2 separate regions of the Homo sapiens genome follow, and region 2 is linked to region 1. A link is an interaction called in ENCODE POLR2A ChIA-PET data of the cell type or tissue named here. Cell type or tissue: A673. All regions are shown on one strand.

Region 1 (2,500 bases):
ATCTTTGATGTTGAGTAATTTTAAAAAATGCATTTGAGCTTCTTGGGAATAGTTACCCATCTTGATGTATTTGCTGAAGATCAGATGTAATTTTAAAAAAAATTTTTGGTAGAAAAATGTCTTTGGTATAAGTCAGGCCTATTATCTTGAGATTTATGCCTTTATTCTGGAAAATTGAAATTTTTATCTCATAAAAGAGGAAAATAATTTGAATGGAGTTAATAAAAATGAAAGGAGTAAAATTTCACTTAGAAATACAGTGAGGCATCCAAAATGAAGAAAAATCCCTTATTTGGCTTCTAGATCTAAAATGATATTCTAATCTATGCAGGTTGGTTCAAGAGCACTTTACCCCTGTTGGAGGCAGCCAGGTTAGCTTTATTGAATGTAAATCTCTGACTTCTCCCAAGATACCCATGAAAGCAACTAAATTCATTGGTTATTAGGCAGCAAGAGTAAGTTCAATTTTCTCTACACTTGTGACAATTAGAGGTTGGTTCTAGCCTGTCTAATGCTTAAGTTTCAAGGCTACCTGTATTTGAGAGCTGTTTTGGGGAGATAACCTTGTAACACATACATTTTAATGAGTACATTACTTTTACCACCTGCTGAAGTCGACTTGGAGTGACTACTGACCTGAAGTGAATGCCTGTGTTCAATATTAATATGGCATGTCTGGATCCAGACAGCAATCTTTCATTTTGACATGCACATAGTCAAAGTAAATTAATGTTTAAAACCCAAACACTTTAAGTTCAGCCAGTGTGTGCATTCCATAATAATCCTTCAGAAGCAGTTTACATAGAAATGCTGAGTGCTTTCTTATACTTTATTTATCATATGTATTGGGTCCACATTGCAGTACTTATAACGAGATTTATCCAGTGCTGTTTTTGTTCCTTGTTTTGTGGAGGCTAAAGAAGTTAATTTATTTCAGGATTTAGTCTCTGCATATTTTAAGCAAAATTATACTTAAAAATCTTCATGTGCCTGGCAAGATAGTAGTCTAATTTCAGTTATATTATTTTTAGATGGAAAAAAAAAATCAAGCTAATTGCATACTTTATTTCTGCTCAAATGATCACCAATTTTTGAAAGTATAGTAGTAGTTTAAAAAAAGAAAAAAACTAGGCCCAGATATAGTGTATGTTTGTGACTACATGTAACAAGGATATTGCTGATTTTCCTTTTCTCTCATACATACCATTTTCTAGTCTTGCTTTTATTGGTTAGAAAACATTCATGGCAGATGTAGTAATGGGGAAATTATATTAACATTTAAGTATTAAATTAGCTTGTAGCCAGAGTCTCCTTCTAATATGATGACATTTAGCAAGTTCAGGATTTTAAGGACCATGTTGCGCAACTCATTGTTACACATTTCCTGTTTGCCTTTTTTGAAAAAGTATCTGAGATCTGTTTTTTCAGATTGGAAATTTCCATTGTGGATTTCAATGTTGTTGTTGTCATTTTACCTTGCTGGTCAGTGTTTGTTATTTATGTATTAAGAATATGTAGTATAGTGACCATAATGAGAATAGTAGGTGATTGGAGTTGTATGCAAATGACAGTTTTCATAACACTTTTGCAGTTTAATTTCAACAAAAACCTCAAGTTATATTTATTAGCAAACATATTTCAGCTAAGGAGTTTTTTATGCTCCAAAAAGATGGCAGATGGAAATGAACCTAATATGTGTTCAAAGAAAGTATGCTGCATTTATTTCAAATTGTATCTGATACATCAGCATGATGATTTATATGTTGTCTTAGAATTAAAGTAGATGCCATACTTTTACTGTAAAAGTCAAAATTAGATTTCTTCTATATTTGACAGAATTTATTTTCTGTTCATAAATAAATATAGTATTTGGTTTAGGATGTAGAACATCAAATAACAACTGTTAGATTATGCTTAATATATTTATCATTTTCTGAATTTTGGATGTTCTTAACATCAGAAAAATATGTCCTTTACCCATACAGTGACTTTAGATTGGATTTGGAAGCATTGTACAGAGAAGACCTATTGTTCCTATTGAATAAGGATGCCGTACAGAGATGAGCTTTTTGACCCACTGCTCTTCCAGTAGTAATGGATTTGCACTAATTTGAGCAGAGTATGCCACTTGGTCCTGTTTTTCAGTTGTCCTGTGTGATGGCTGGCTAGCAAAATCAAACATCTGCATTTTGACTGTGGAAGGCAGTATAACTAGCTGGCTCATACTGGTTCAAATTTGCAACACTGATATGGTTAGTATTATGGTGTCACTACCTGAATTAAGTAGTTGTGGCTAAATTGTTTATATTATATGAACATATTCGTTATTATTCTGCATGGAGAATTTTTGTCCTCATGGATTGTTTCATAAAGTGTTTTATTAGCTTGGATTAATTGGAAAATAAGCTTTTTAATATGGACCTCTCCCCTAGTCAGAGACTTTGCAAATGATTTCTACAAAAATAAACTATAAAATAGATGATATAATGGGGCCTATTAT
Region 2 (2,500 bases), 200 kb after region 1:
AACATAAAACATTCTTTTGTAAGGAGTTAATAAAGATACGCTTAATTTTTTATAGAAAATTCTGAGTATACTGTTTGAGTCATACCATGCTATAAAGGTGCTTAAATTGGGAAATGAGTGAGTGAACGTATTCCCTAACTATAAGCAACTGTTAAAAAAGCCAGCCAAAAAAAAAGCAAATGAAAGATTCTATAGAGAAAATTCTTGTGTATGTGTTGTAAGAATAAGTGTTGAAAGTTTTAATGTAAAACACACTTTGTATATAGAGTTTTTACTGTCAAATGGTTAGGTCAAAAAAATCCTGCGATGTTTTTTAAGGATATGTCTTAAATCTTGTATTCTCAATCCTAGTTATGTATTTAGGCCACATGAGTTTTGCAGCTGTAACCAGAAGTATTTTAATATTCATAACTTTCAATCTTTAACAGACCATGCCCAACACTGTCATTTTTAAAAATTAAATTTTAAGACGATGTTTGATTAGTCTTTTGACTAGAACTAAGAATCTCAAGCCCACATAATTTCTACTTCATACATTATTTTTAGGAGCATTTTCATTTTTGAAGGCGTGGTCTTTCACCATGGGGCCCCTTCCTGCCAAGTCTTAATAAATCTTTTAAGTGAAATCCAGTTAAAGTGATAGGCTTTTAACTAGCTTGGTTTTAAGAAGTGGAAAATCAGTCAAAAGCAGGAAATCTAGGAAAAGGTACTGTGAAATAGATATAATCATGTATATAATTTGTATCCTGCTTGCTCTGCCTCCCAGACTTCAGTGTCACCTCTCCCTGAAGCCTTTCCTGATTTTCCCTGGGAGAGTTGACCACTCCCTTGTGGTGTCTCTCTGTACTTAGAAACATCTGCCAGATCATCTCTGACACATCCTTCCACTTATTTGTTCAACAGTCTGCCTTCCTCGAGACCTTAAGTCCCTTTAAGGCAGAAGTCAAAGTAGTGGCTCAAGATAGAGAAGGTTTTAAATATTAAAAAGTAATCTTTCATACATGCTTCATTTTCTAAGCTCATCTATGGTATTATGGAACTTTTGTTTCAGTTATGCATGTACATTAATACAGTGACTTACAATATAAAATGTACATCCTCTTTGTTTTAACTACATTTTTAAACTTATTTCACTCTTGCCATTTCTATAGAAAGGCAGTGATAACACTTATCTCAACGGGTTGAGGACTAAGAGAGTGAATTTGAAGCAAAGTGAGCTCCAGGGGCCTCCTCTCATTTAGATGTATTTATGCTGCCTACAGTACAAGATTATTCAGTTCTTGATTGGAAGTGAAATGAAGGTCAGCAAGGTCAGAGAGGCATTTTTTAAGATACATAGATGGGAAAATTCCCCAGCCTTTACTGCTTCCCATCTCTTCTGTCACACTTTATGGTGGCTTGAGTTGAATTAGCGCGAGGAGACTTGACATGTTCATTTGTGATTGAAAGTGAGTGCAACATAGTTTGGATGTTTGTCTCTTCTAAATCTCATTTTGAAATGTGATCCTCGCTGTTGGAAGTGGGGCCTGGTGGGAGGTATTTGGGTCATGGGGGCGGTTCCCTCATGAATGGCTTGGTGCTGTACTGGCCCATAGGGAATTCTCATGTGAGTTGGTTGTTTAAAAGTGTGTGTTATCTGTCCCCTTCGTGTCTTTTCTTGTTCCTACTCTCCCCGTGTGACAGGTGGGCACCCCCTTTGCCTTCTGCCGTGACTGGAGGCTTCCTGAGGCCTTACTAGAAGCTGAGCAGATGCTGTTACCATACTTCCCGTACAGCCTGCAGAACCGTGAGCCAATTAAACCTCTTTTCTTTATAAATTACGCAGCCTCAGGTATTCCTTTATAGCAGTGCATAAAATGGCCTATATTCAGTGGGACTCTGAGCTTCAATTTTAAAAGTTAACTGTGGCTTACAAGTTCCTTATGTCTTGTACATTTTATTGTTCTCATTTTCCAGCAGCTTGAGTGCTGTCTTTTGTAAGGTCTGCTTTGCTTTCAACACTGGCTACAGTATCTTTGGGAATACAGGTTTGAGCATGAGAAATCGTTATGTTCTGTATTGTTGCTGTGGTTGCTTTACATACAGAAACAGAAGTGCTCATAGCTTTATTGCTGTAAATATCAAGGGCTTGGAGCCATTTGATAAATTTAGAATTCAGGAGAGTCTGTTGTAGCAAGACAGCTAATGACCTGAAGAGTTCTACTAAGGGTCAATACTAATGTTGAGTTATTGACATGGGACTGCTTTGACTTTTAACTGTTCTGATGTACATTTGATTTGGATTCTGAAAAGATAAATTGACACCACATAAGTCTACTCCCACTGTCATAAAAGACATATCTGCTTGCAAAAGATATAGTAATTAAAACATAAAATTAAATACTTACTGTAATTTGCCCCAGAAGGTATCTCCATTAGACTAAAAGGACATTTTGCTTATGCAGATTACTTTGTTATATGTATCCTTTGTTTAATGTAACTTAATTATTAGTTATACCAT

What was found. Peaks named below come from ENCODE experiments on the same cell type or tissue, not always from the same donor. Only the 100,000 strongest peaks of a DNase experiment are listed, where the experiment ranks them.
Region 2: POLR2A ChIA-PET joins it to region 1 with 5 read pairs; 1 of 35 experiments calls an interaction of 5 or more read pairs at or near these places.

Annotation. Positions count from the first base shown.
Region 1 is chr6:20,571,762-20,574,261 of GRCh38, forward strand. The region is part of intron 4 of CDKAL1 (CDKAL1 threonylcarbamoyladenosine tRNA methylthiotransferase); the gene reads left to right. LOC124901273 (a long non-coding RNA gene) reads left to right here and starts at 2,043. Exons shown (of 2, transcript XR_007059491.1): 1 at 2,043-2,252. In A673, no CTCF peak of the experiment used is centred here; a DNase peak (open chromatin) is centred at 1,360; H3K4me3 peaks cover 351 bases; H3K27ac peaks cover 1,401 bases.
Region 2 is chr6:20,770,124-20,772,623 of GRCh38, forward strand. The region is part of intron 7 of CDKAL1 (CDKAL1 threonylcarbamoyladenosine tRNA methylthiotransferase); the gene reads left to right. Among named protein-coding and RNA genes, the nearest start is that of CDKAL1, 240 kb to the left of the region's middle. In A673, no CTCF peak of the experiment used is centred here; DNase peaks (open chromatin) are centred at 738 and 1,528; H3K4me3 peaks cover 1,103 bases; H3K27ac peaks cover 2,299 bases.